Linked DNA regions of Homo sapiens: region 1 is linked to region 2. The links are chromatin contacts, found by Hi-C or POLR2A ChIA-PET in ENCODE. All regions are on one chromosome and are shown on one strand. The core of a region is the stretch at or near the end of the contact, and the rest is flanking DNA. Distances in the headings are between cores, read along the strand shown.

What was found. Hi-C counts contacts between places; a loop is a spot of excess contacts on that map. ChIA-PET counts read pairs that join two places held with the same protein, here RNA polymerase II (POLR2A). Pooled maps may share reads with other maps.
Region 1: a map of Right ventricle myocardium inferior shows a loop between it and region 2 (17-fold over the local background). The contact joins two enhancer-like sites. A Hi-C loop is called at or near these places in 1 of 168 maps with a recorded cell type or tissue (Right ventricle myocardium inferior) and 6 of 50 pooled maps. POLR2A ChIA-PET finds 5 or more read pairs at or near these places in 3 of 52 experiments (AG04449, AG04450 and BJ).

What each region holds. Positions count from the first base shown.
Region 1 is chr6:169,186,927-169,193,583 of GRCh38, forward strand. No RefSeq gene overlaps it. Among named protein-coding and RNA genes, the nearest start is that of LINC02544, 7.5 kb to the left of the region's middle. RefSeq lists enhancers at 912-1,413, 1,414-1,913. Within about 2 kb of position 3,450, at least 13 of the 41 ENCODE cell types and tissues checked have a DNase peak (open chromatin) inside an H3K27ac peak, as active enhancers do.
Region 2 is chr6:169,068,920-169,075,855 of GRCh38, forward strand. LOC102724357 (a long non-coding RNA gene) reads left to right here. Exons shown (of 2, transcript NR_134619.1): 2 at 270-505. It overlaps LOC124901469 (a long non-coding RNA gene), which reads left to right and starts at 6,501. Exons shown (of 2, transcript XR_007059888.1): 1 at 6,501-6,728. RefSeq lists an enhancer at 895-2,094. Within about 2 kb of position 2,219, at least 3 of the 41 ENCODE cell types and tissues checked have a DNase peak (open chromatin) inside an H3K27ac peak, as active enhancers do.

The sequences.
Region 1 (6,657 bases), core at 2,200-4,699, 120 kb after region 2:
AGAAGTTAAGAACAGACAGCGTAACTGAACAGGGCCATGACCACACACACGCCACCCACCAGCCGCCTCAACCACCTCCACGGACAGAAGCTCAGGTGTGGTGGGGGTGAGCCTGACGAGGTGGGCATCCTGGAGAGCAGGTCCGGGGAAGCCCCGTGCAGCCTCTGCACGGCACCTGCTCACACCCGGGAGACTTCACATTGACTCCACCACTCTGAACACAAACTAGTCCCAAATCAACAAAACTTAGCAATTATATGTATTTAGACCAAAACATGTATTCACAACAAAAGGTATAAGAGATAGAAATTTATTTAGGTGCTACGGGACACGTACTGTAAGAGAAAGATGACAGAATAATTTAAAGTACAAAAAAAAGCAAAGCTAATCCCTTATACCATTTGCATAATAAATTTGCTAGAATGATTTTATGAAGAGAAATTTAGCTAAAACCTCTGAAAGCAGACAAGTTACTTATGGACGGTTGCAAGAACAAACTCTCCAATGTGGCAAAACGTGAGCAGAACCAAGAGCAGAGAAAAGCCATCCCGACCTGGTGATCCTGCTTATCCAGAAGAGAATCTCAGCTCAACTTTAAATTACCCCAAGAAGTATACATCTTAATGTAAGTTTAAATGTTGATCTAAAGAGGGACAGCTCCTTAGAAACAGGAAGCAACCTTTTATCCAGAGTAATTTATTAAATTTCTGGAGTTGTTTAAAAGTAGCCACCAAATAAGAGCGTGTTCAAGTTAAACACTCAGCAGACCTTAGTTTCAGCTCTCTCTCGCCTCTCTACATTTTACTGGATTAATCTATTTATAAGTAGAAGAAATACTGTTAACACAGTAACGAAGAGCAAATTCTCCTTGTATAAGCTTGTGTTAGATCACACATCCACTGATAGGCAACAACTGGATAAAACTAAACTAATTGAACGATTGTTTATTCAAATAATTGTGAACCCAACACAGCCATGCACTTAAAAAAGATTTAAAAAGTCAAAAGAGTCGAGCAAATGTAAACCCTGCAAATGACCGCAAAGCTGCGGGCAGGCTGTCACCCTGTCCCCCCGCTCCCCGTCCCCCCTGTCACTGTCCCCCATCCCCCTGTCCCCCATCCCTGTCCCCAGTAGAAGGCCACCAGCCATGGACAGCACGTGGCTGGTGCCTCCCACAGCTGCCCGACCTCCACACAGAGGAGAGCTCTGGAGAGGGAAGAGCCTCCACCATCCAGAGCAGACAGCATGGGGCGAGGGGGCGTCTCTGGACACTCACGGAGATGAACGAGGCCTGCTGGTGAGGCTGCCTCCAGCAACAGTGAGTGAGGAGGTGCTGCCGGGGTGTTGGGGACCGCTGTAGGTGCTCTCTGAGTCACATGAGGTTTTGAAGGGTTTTGAGGAGGTGAGAAGACACTCAGAGCTTTGTTTTCAGAAGATCCCTCCAGCTGCTGGTAGAGAATGGAGGGAAGTAGGCCTGGGAGCGGGAAGCCCACTGCCTCTGCCCCAAGCTGCAGAGTGGCCATGGGGTTGGAGGGAAGGAAACTGAGCCCCAGTGTCCCAGGAGGCCTTGGAGACTGGCTGGATTGGAGGGGAGGGAGGGAGAATGCCAGAGGAAGACTGACAGCTCAGTCTGGAGACAGGTGAGCAGTGGGTTTGCAGCTGTTCCCTGCAGTGCTACCCACAAGGGTCCCCAGCGACAGCAAAGCATGACACCAAGGAAGCTCACATTTTGAGAATTTTACTTATAAATATCAAAACCACATGGACTCTGGTGACGTCATAATTCACGGTAAACCTCAGCTTTTAAACCAGAGGCTCAGACAATGGTGTGAGTCGCTGACTCACTCGGCAGCTGCAAAGTAAGGGGCGAGCTTGTTTTCCTTGAGCACCTGCTTAGGAGTCCTTTCACAGAGGTTTTTTTTTTTTTGGAGATGGAGTCTCATTGTGTCACCCAGGCTGGAGTGCAGTGGTGCCATCTCAGCTCACTGCAACCTCCACCTCCCAGGTTCAAATAATTCTCCTGTCTCAGCCTCCTAAGTAGCTGGGATAACAGGCATGCACCACCACACCTGGCTGATTTTTGTATTTTTAGTAGAGACCGGGTTTCACTATATTGGTCAGGCTGGTCTTGAACTCCTAACCTCAGGTGACCCACCTGCCTCAGCCTCCCAAAGTGCTGGGATTATAGACATGAGCTACCACGCCCAGCCAGGAGTCCTTTCACAGAAGTTCTGTTTCACAGTAGCACATGGTATACATTGTGGGGCTAGAACGAAGAAAGTGCAACGTTTCCCATATTTTTTGTCTGTTGGAAATGTTACACTAGACACACATCAATTAAGGTGACAGAAAAACTTGTGCAGCCTCCTGGAACAGTGAGCCTTTTTCCTTCTCGATCACTGGGAATAGACATCAATGGGGTTTTGCATATTTCCCTCTCACAGAAATCCTACTGGGCACTTCAGCGTAGCTTACACAGAAAGGCAGGTGCTGCACTCATCACCGAGGGCAAAGAGACACTCACAATGGCAGCTGAGCCGCGGGTGGGGTGTGCTGGGCAGAGCATCAGCTCCTGGGCTAGGGAGCGCAGGGGTGCAGGAGTTGATTTGGGATCCCATAGCTTCACTGGAACACTTTGTAAACTGCAAAATTGTATTTTTTGCAAGGTGGAATTTATTTACTCCTTTCATTTTCTGGGCTTCATTATTCAAATAATTAGTTAAGAGGATCAAAATATGTGTGTGATACTCAGCACATCAGACAATATTCTGCTTCTCATGGGCAAACACAGGGGTGTGAAATTCCTTATCGTTAATAAAAGCAGCTCTGTGGGACCCGTTACGTCCCCAAGCCGGAGCACCACGCTCCTGTGTGGCCTTCCCTTGTGGTTGTCGAATGTTGTCGTTGTTTGCCAAATGTTGGAATGCTTCTCTGTAAAAGAGTTTCTGGGAAAGTACCAAATCCTGAGCCCTGAATTCGTCCCTACTCTATTCACATCCTCCTCACTCCTCAGGACCTGTGAGCCTCAGAGCCACCAGGCAGGGCCTTAGCCTGCATTGTCAACACCACAGCCCCCTACCTAGAGAGTCTCTGGGATGCCACAGGCATGAACAAAATATGGCAGAAGGGTTGAGTGAGTGAATTAATACATTTTCATGATTATTTGACTTCAAAATATTTTCTAAGGCCACATGCAGTTACTCCCTCACTGTGGGATTCATCCACCTTCATAATACTCAACCCCACCCTCCCACACACACAGCAAGGCTTCCTAGGACAGGCTGAGCATCAAGCTTGGGGCTGCCCCATCTCCAGCTTCCCAAGCCCTGAAGCTCAGACATGAATGCTCTGGTCCTGCCCAGTGTCTCCCGGGCCCTGATTTGCACCAGTCCCAAACAAAGCCCTGCACCTCCCGGCCCTTCCCCCGGGCAGTTCCCTCTCCCCCATCAGTGGACCTCAGCACCGCGCCAGACATGCCTGTGGGAGCCCTGTGTGCAGCCAAAAGCAGCCCAACCGTAGGAATCTGAGTTCTTCCTGCCTTGGGTCATCGTTATCGAGCTTTTCTGGGAAATTTGGGATCTTAGTGTCTGGCAAAATTTATATTACTTATTTAAGGCAAGTGTTGCAATTTTCCATTTCATAATCAAGTAAAAGCTAGACATATTCTTACTAGCCATTAAGAGAACCACAAATGATTTGCTAATTTTTTTCAAAGAAATATTTTTATTTCATATGTTGGCACAAAATGTAATAGTTATTTCTGGGTTTGGAGCTTTCCCTGAATAAGAATTCTGGATTTAAAATGTTGAAGACTATTTCAATTTTAAAACTAAAAGAAAATATGCAGAACACTATGAAAAGTTTAATACTGCATAACTTAATGTTATTAAAATGTGTAAAACTTGCAGCATATTAAACTATAAGAGAAACCCAAACTCAAAAAAAGCTACACAAAAGTGGCTACAACTAAAATGGACCTAACATAACTCAAAAATTTCTACTTCTGGCCATAAAACAGTAGATACGGTCTCTGAAACCCCAATGTGGCCCTGATAACAGTCAGTGTGGAGTTGTTAGCATACCAAGAGGAATTCAGCGAAGGGAGGACAGAAAAGCCATCACACTGGTCACCCACTGTGGGCCTCCTGAAATTCTCACCCTGTCTCTGCAGACCTGCCGCACAGATGAGAAAACTGAGTTTCCAGAGAGCTGAATGATTTGGAGTCACACAGACCTACAGCGCGTGTCCCAACCCTGTGCCTCTCATTACATAATAGTGCCTGCTTTGTACAAACATTCACTTTCATTCGTGCATGAATGATTTTTTAAGGAAAAGGTTGTAACAGCTGCCTAAGAGTCAGGGACCAAAGTTAAGGATCCTGGCCCCTCACCGACTTGCTTTAAGACCTTATACCATTCACTCGGCCTCTACGCCTCCTCTTAGGGCCTTTGCTTGCAGAAGATGGTAATTCCACTGACCTGCACCAGCTCACTTGTTGTTAGAGTTAAGTAAGAACATAAAGTAGTGAGATAGGTCGTTTTTCTTTTTATATTTGACTGATGCTTCAAATATAATTTCATTTCATCTGGAATATATTTTGATAGCAATTTTTCTTTACATCATTTTACTGTTAAACACAATAAACAAATAGGATATTGAGACAGAAAAGTTACAAAGATTCTAAACCAATGACTGATGATCTCTGGTATCAAATTTCCTATTAGTTTTGAAGGCCTGGCTGGAAACCCCCTTTTGCTCCATTTTTATTTCTGACATTGACCCTGCCCCAACCCTGCATAAACCTAGGAGGAGATAATCATGGCCCCGTGTGATCCTGGGGGGAGATAATCATGACACCGTGTGATCCCGGGGGGAGACAATCGTGACACCGTGTGATCCTGGGGGGGAGATAATCATGGCACCGTGTGATCCTGGGGGGAGATAATCATGGCCCCGTGTGATCCCGGGGGAGATAATCATGGCCCCGTGTGATCCTGGTGGGAGATAATCATGACACCGCGTGATCCTGGGGGAGACAATTGTGACCCCGTGTGATCCTGGGGGGGAGATAATCATGGCCCCGTGTGATCCTGGGGGGAGATAATCATGGCCCTGTGTGATCCCGGGGGAGATAATCATGGCCCCGTGTGATCCTGGGGGAGACAATCGTGACACCGTGTGATCCTGGGGGGAGATAATCATGACACCGTGTGATCCTGGGGGGAGATAATCATGGCCCCGTGTGATCCTGGGGGAGATAATCATGGCCCCGTGTGATCCTAGGGGAGGCAATCATGACACCGTGTGATCCCGGGAAGAGATAATCATGACACCGTGTGATCCTGGTGGGAGATAATCATGGCCCCGTGTGATCCTGGGGGAGATAATCATGGCCCCGTGTGATCCTGGGGGAGATAATCACGACACCGTGTGATCCTGGGGGAGATAATCACGACACCGTGTGATCCTGGGGGAGATAATCATGGCCCCGTGTGATCCCGGGGGGAGATAATCACGACACCGTGTGATCCTGGGGGGAGATAATCATGGCCCCGTGTGATCCTGGGGGGAGATAATCACGACACCGTGTGATCCTGGGGGGAGATAATCACGACACCGTGTGATCCTGGGGGGAGACAATCATGGCCCCGTGTGATCCTGGGGGAGATAATCATGGCCCCGTGTGATCCTTGGGGTAGATAATGATGACCCTGTGTAATCGTTGGGGTAGATAATCATGGCCCTGCGTAATCCTAGGGTATATAATCATGGCTCCACCTAACCCTGGGAGGAGATAATCATGATCTGTGTCATCCTAGGAGGAGATAATCATGGCTGCGCATTGGGACGCCTCCTTTTCTCGGCTGGAAGATGTGCCCGGAGCGGACTGAAGTCACTGCTCTTGGTGCATCTGGAATGTCCTTCCAGTGCCTGCTTCTTCCTTTCAATGAGCTCCCTCTGCCCTTGGAACCCAATTCTCTCCTCAGCAGCAGCTCAGAAGATGACATATCTGTTTTTCCTAAAACCGAACCCTGGTGACCAAACCCTTGATCATGGCCTCAGAATCAGAGAAGTGTTTTTCTCCCTCTCTTTCCACCTTCCGCTCTTTGAATTCTCCTCTGTCCACTCCTTTTCCCAGTTTTCCTTGTTTCTCTCCCTCTCTTTCCACCTTCCGCTCCTTTGAATTCTCCTCTGTCCACTCCTCTTCCCAGTTTTCCTTGTTTCTCTCCCTCTCTTTCCACCTTCCGCTCCTTTGAATTCTCCTCTGCCCACTCCTCTTCTCATCTCCCCATCTTCCTGTATAATGGGCTTTATGCCTTTGCTTCCCCAAGCCCACTCTGTATTTCCTCCGTCTTTCATGATGAACTTTTTCAGGGCAGGTGGTGCATACGGACCTCCCTAACCTCTCCTCCACCCCTTTTTCTACAACTCCAGTTCTCAGCATCTGTGCTCAGCAGTCCCTGGGAAACACGCTCTCCTGAGGTGCCATTAACATTCTTATCTCCAGACAGAACAGTCTCTCCTCAAATCCCAATTTTGTTGGCTTCTATGCAAAGAGAAGCAGGAGGTAAAGAGATCTCTTCCCTGGCTCATCCCAGTGGGGAACCTGCGGACTCTGCCAATGAAGAAATGCTGAAGAATTGCAAGAAGGACAC
Region 2 (6,936 bases), core at 969-3,468:
TCATTTTTATCACTTACACGGATAAGTCATTTTTAAAAATCAAGGGTATCTTTTTGATGTGCACCTAGCATTTGCGTGAGGGTGGTGTGTTAACACTGGAAAATAGGGCTAATTCAGACTTCCTTGTTACCGGGCCCCAGTTTTTAAGTGATCTGGAAGTCCTGAGTGGATTGTGTATCCACTGAGCTACTGCCCATTGTCTGGTAGTTCTCAGAGGACCGTGCAGAAACTGATAGGAAGTGAAATACTATTTGTGTTCGCTTGTGTAGGTGAATACATCTCCAGGATGAGGCCACCCATTTTGGCTTCCACTAACCCGGAGGAACCTGGAGCAAGGAAACCAAAGGAAGTATTCAGGAAGCTTCAGATTTGACTGCTGGCATTATAGGCAAGAATTACACACACATGACTTACTGTTCACTATTGGTGAGAACTCGTGTTCTCATTTCGGGCAATGTTTAGAATGAAGCTCCATTAAACATGCTTGCTCCGAGGAATATCCTTAGAACGGCCATGCTTCTTATTGTGATTGTTATGTTATTTTAAGGTAATTCTTGCCTTTTGGCTGGTTGATTGCATTCTTTAGTTTGAGGCTATGCTTCTGACCTCATTACTCCAATGTCCATCTGCGTCAGCGTCACCTTGACAACAAGAGCAGGGGATGCGTCTTGCATGAGTGGGTGGCCAAAGAGACAAACCTCTGGCTTTCTGGGAGCTCCTAGCGTTCTCCTTGAAACCCTTAACACATATGTGTTTTCTCTGCTCTACATTAGATCTCTAGACTTATCCTACAAAGCTGAAACTGTACTGTTTGACCTACAACCTCCCATTTCCCAGGTGTTCATTCCTGCTCCTTACACTGGTAATTTGCCAAGAGAGTAAATTTTAGGTTACCTTACTGTGATGGTTAATACTGAGTGTCAACTTGATTGGATTGAAGGATACAAAGTATTGATCCTGGGTTTGTCTGTGAGGGTGTTGCCAAGGGAGATCCACATTTGAGTCAGTTGTCTGGGAAAGGCAGACCCACCCTTAATCTGAGTGGGCACCATCTAATCAGCTGCCAGTGAATATAAAGCAGGCAGAAAAACTTGAAACGAGAGGCTGGCCTAGCCTCCCAGCCTACATCTTTCTCCTGTGCTGGATGCTTCTTGCCCTTGAACATCAGAATCCAAATTCTTCATTTTTGGAACTTGGCCTGGCTCTCCTTGCTCCTCAGCCTGCAGACCGCCTATTGTGGGACCCTGTGATTGGGTGAGTTAATACTTAATAAACTCCTCTTTTACATATACATCTATTGCATTAGCTCTGTACCTCTAGAGAACCCTGACTGATACACTTACCATGCCCGCACACACACAGCAACTGTGTGAAATGATGTCCGCATTAATTGGCTTGACTGTAGTCCTTGCTTCCCTATGAGTGTGCATGACCAGATCACTGGATCCAAACAGCGTGTCACACACCTTAAATACATGCAATACAGTAAATTAAAACTATGACGTTCCCATGTGTTCTTAGCATGATGAAAAAGAAATGCCAGATTCACAGTGTGTTTTCTGGGGAGAGCAAAGAGGGGAAATTTATGTGCCAAACTGGAGTCCCTTAAAAGAAAATGAATTTCAGATATTTCAGCCTGCTCTCACCAGGAGGGGTTCTCTGCTAATAATTGTGAAGGAACGCGATAGTCAGAGGCACAGAGGGCCTGAGTGCAGCTTTAATAACTTTGGACAGGACCTGGGTCCTGAGCGTGAGTCACGCTGAGGTCGCTGTGAACGGCTGAGCCCTGGGCTGTGAGTCAGCCCCTCGAGGCGCATGATACAGCTTCAGGCTCCACCAACAGTAGGTGCTTAGAGACTCATGGGCTGCTGGGTTATGACCGAATGAATCAGCCTGAGGGAGAAGATGGTTTTACGACAGAAAGTGGGACTGTGGTGCCAATTTTCTGTTTGAGTTTTGTGTGTCTACACAGTTTGACAAAAATGGCATTTTATTTAAGCATTGTGCACATTTCTTAGAGAATCCGAGGTGACCTATCTTGAGAAAAGGAATTCAAGCTGGACCGACCACAGACCTCGTGCTAAGCATTGGAATCATTGCCCTGCCAGATAGCATTTCAACATCTATTTCCATCCTTCTTCACAATATTACTTTTAACTGATGTCAAAATAAACAAGCCTAGGAATATCCAAGCAATTTGTTCTCAGAGCGCCTGGTGTCCAGTTCAGTGCCTGGACTGAGTCAATAGCACTGTGAGTGATAACATTCTTTATACTGTTAACCAAAAAAAAAGATAGGTTCCATGATTTTTTGTGCCCCACGTATTAATACATGGTTGTAGCAATTATTTTCATGCACAAGGACTGTGCACCTACCTGTGTTTTTGATTCTGCATTAAGGAACCATTCATATCAAATGTTATAAACCAGGGAGCTGGGTTTATAGTTAACATACACACATGCACACAAAATAACTGTCAACATTTAAGCAAGTTGCTTACAGATTAAAACTATGTTGACAATAATCGCAAATAGAGTACTATTGACACCTCAGAAGGACTTCTGTTGCCCTCCTCACCCTCCCTCCCTTCCTTCCAGAAGGTGACCCCTAATCTGAGGGCCAACGCTGCAAAGCGGCTCTGTCTGTTTCAAAGCTGAGCACACGTGGTGTCACGTGACACATGGTCTTTTGCGTCTGACCCCTTCTAGTCTGCATGATGTTTGTGGCATTCATCCATGTCCTATGCAGTAGAGAAGATGCCATTCCTGTAAAGTAACTCATTGTAAAAAGAGACACCGTTACTTATTGATACATGCTACTGCTGATAGACATTTGATGTGTTCTCAGTTTGAGGTCATAATGAATAAGACTTCTGTGAACATACTTGATATGGCTTGGCTCTGTGTCCCCACCCAAATCTCATCTCAAATTGTGATCCCCATGTATCGAGGGTGGGACCTGGTAGGAGGTGATTGGATCGTGGGTGCGGTTTCCCCCAGGCTGTTGTGATAGTGAGGAAGTCTCATGAGAGCTGATGGTTTAAAGGTGGCGCTCCTCACTTGGTTCTTGGTTCTCTCTCTCTCCTGCTGCCTTGTGACGAAGGTATTTGCTTCTCCTTCACCTTCCTCCATGATTGTAAGTTTCCTGAGGCCTCCCCAGCCATGCTGAACTGTGAGTCAATTAAACCTCTTTCCTCTATAAATGACCCAGTTTCAGGCAGTTCCTTACAGCAGTGTGAAAATGGATGAATACAACACCGTGTGCTTCCTTGGTGCTCATATGCACGTTTATGATGTCTGATGTCGCGGCAATGAATATGTCTTCACAGGACGCCAGCTGCAACCATCTGCAATCCACTGCTGCCTTAGTGTGAAGGCTGCACTGCCTGGGAGCTGTTCCTCAGCAACATTCACGTGGATAGGAAGGCTTAGCGGAGCCCGTCCTTGGGGAGGCGCTGGGCTTCTCTGACCGCTGGCTTTGGCCTTGGGGCTCTGCAGCAGCAGTGGCAGTCTCTCAGTCTACAAAGAGGTCCAAGATGCATCCTCCCAGCCTCCTTTCTCTCTGTCCTCCTCTGGGGTAGAACTCGAGTCCCAGCCTGGCCACTCTCCCACATTGTTTCCCTTGCACAGGCATTCCTCCTTGTAAAATCCTCACCCAGTTAATGTCAGTGTGGCCTCTGCTCCCCGGAGCCCCGGACCACCCAGGGTCCTGCCCAGATCCTCTTAGATTCCATGCACAGCGTGCGTCTGTGGGTTTGCTGCTTGGGGTCCACACCACAGACCTCATGAGAGTATCCAGAGGCTGTGGAACAGGGTGTCCCATCGGGAGGGAGGAGTGCTTAGGAATCCAAAGCCCCAGATGAGTCTGTGGCCTGGGAGTGACCGGGCAAAAGCCCCTTGCACTCGCCTCAAGGCAGGACATATCCCGAGACGCAGTTTCTACTTCAGTGCCCTTTGACAGATCCGGCTGAGGCTGGGACTTCACCTGAAATCCAAGGTTTGAAGAGAATGGCAGGAGTTTGAAGTTGTTCCTGAGAATTAGGGAGCGAATTTTGACCAGGGAATCACAGCTAGGGAGAGGCCAGAGCTAAGGACCCACTTGGCGCTGTAACTGGGGGCATCCCGAGAGCCGCACTCACCCGAATTGAACCAAACGCATCAGGACCACAGTGTGTCTACATTTCAAAAGTACCTTATTCTTATTGACACAGCAGATTTGTACACAAGAATAAACAATATGAACCAACACTTTATGGTTTTTATTTAAAAGTGTGCCTTTGAGAAGTGATGAAAAAGCAGAATTTTCTGGAGAAAAACTTGGGAATCAGATGATGAAATCACTTTCCAAAATATGACTTTACATTAGAATGTCTGCTAGAGAAGCCTGGAATCTGGATAAGACCAACAACAGGAGGCTGCAGCTCCTACACCAGCCCCACCCTGATGTTCTGGGTGGCCTGGAGCAAGGAATGGGATTCCTGGGTTTCCTGACTCCACATCCTGAGAGGCTGCACCAGCCCCAGAGCAGCCCAGTTGAACGGACGGAGCAGCAGGGCTGGGGTCAAGTGGAATGCTCCCAACCCCTGCTAGGAATGCTGACCATCACCATGGGTCTTCATAAATACCCTGTGGCTATAGAAGTATTTGGGAATTCACCAAGATATCCCAGCTGCCTCTCCTACAGAATTCTTCATCTTGACCCTAGATAATTACTGCATTGCAAATTCAGAAAACTATGTGACCAGCTTCATGCCAGAGAGCCACTCGGGGCTGTGAAAGAGTTTAGCCATGACACACAGTGCATTGCAGGAGAACGGCCTTCTCTGTGTAATGAGACCCCTACGGCTGCAAACCTCGGTGCTTTCATTACAGTTCCATCTTAGCAAAATTATTTCACTCCTTGAAGCCTCAGTTCCCATATGTGTAAAATGGGGAAATAGCTCAACCTCCCAGGAGCACAGGCAGGTATTCCAAAGACATGGACAATTACTAGTGTAAACTGGGATCCATTTCTTGAAAGTAAGCATTTTGATAAGAGAGAAAAATAAAGTATATTTTTAAAGGCCAAAATAGTTTGTTTTGTTTTGTTTTGTTTCTTTGAGATGGAGTCTCACTCTGTCACCCAGGCTGGATGGAGTGCAGTGGCACGATCTCGGCTCACTGCAACCTCCACCTCCCGGGTTCAAGCAATTCTCCTGTCTCAACCTCTCGAGTAGCTGGGACTACAGGTGCACACCACCACCCCCAGCTAATTTTCATATTTTCAGTAGAGACAAGGTTTCACCTTATTGGTCAGGCTGGTATCGAACTCCTGACCTTAGGTGATCCCCCCCGCCTCTGCCTCCCAAGGTGCTGGGATTACAGGTGTGAGCCACTGTGCCCGGCCAAGATTTTTAAAAGTCTATGTGATGATATTGGCAGATCACATAACATACCATTAAGTATAGTTTGCTGAAAAAAAAAAATGCTTTGGAATCTGATACACGTTAGTTGCAATTCCTGTCTGTCACTCATGGACATATACATCTTCATCAAATAAATGTTTATTGCTTTCCTACCAAGCTTTTGCCCCAAATTCTTAATACATACAATTGAATTCCTTTCCTAAAATGGATATCATGATTCCCACTCTGAGGACTAACTGTGATTAGAAATGAATGGCCCTGACCGGAGCGTCTTACAGAATGTTGGCCTCACAGGGACCCCCTGGCTTCTTTTTATCATATCCCTCTAGTCCCCTGGAACTGCTGTAAATAAGCCATGTGGATTTATCATTTCTGCTTGAGGGAAAGTTTGTCTTGGCATATTTGGAAAAAATAAACAAACTAAAGATATTGGGCAGCTTGAGAATAAGCCAGGGGCTGCCCTATGCTACAAGTCTTCAGAAATGAGTCGGGATGATACTTCAACCCCACTTGGATCAAAGACTTGGAAATGAGGAAAGGAAAATCATACCTAAGGTCACTTCCGAAGGTCAGAGGATATCTGAAGGCATGTGAGGATGTGAGGAAGGCTCTGGATTTACTGTTTCCGGCTAACGCTATTCAGAAGTGTTAATGAAATAGTCACTAAAGCTTCTCATGTGCTTCCCATGTGTTTACTTGTGTGTAAGGACCATACAGTTTGATAAGACAGTATTTGTGCACAAAGAAACAATCTAAGAACATACATTTAGCTGCTAAGATGTATGACATAAACTTTGTCTACTTTGACAGCCAGAAAAAAAATGGAAACTCAGTGAGGGCTGAGGCATTCTTGCACAGCGGGAATGAGCGTTGTTTTGGAGGAGCCATGGACACACTGCTTAGTTTTCGTTTTCAGCATGTGGCCAACAGCTCAGGCAAGGAGAAGAGAAGTTGCAGGCTCCCTTCTTGGCTGTGGCAGCTAACGCGGGAGGAGTTGCATTGGGTCGTGGACACGTGGCCTGCTTCTCTTCCACTGAAAAACTGCACAGATGCAGAGAAATTCTGCAAAGCTCATTCGGAAAACATTTCACAACAACGGAATGACACGACCAAGCTGCACACGATCTTTAGTTCTTAATACAAAGATCGGAAAGAAAATAAATCAGAAAGGATATTACATCACATTACATTTTCTGGTGAAGCAGTTTAGCCATGTCTCTTACTGAGGTCTGAACCACCACAGGACATGAACGCAGGGGAGCGACTGAGGAGCGTGGAGGTCAGTTCCTCTGGGGTGTGGAGGACGTGACGGCGTTTACTTGAGGTAAACCTCGCAAGGGGGAGAAGTTTGCTCAAAAAGTCTTTAAATAACAAATGAGGGAGATTCTATTTTATTCCATAAGCAATGGATAGGCAGCCAAGTTTTCTTGAGAAAAAATAGACACAATTTGAGCAATTCTAGCATATGGTTAGAAATTTATGTCTGGCACAAAATTACGTTTGCAAGTTTATAGCCCCTAGCATTAGTTTTT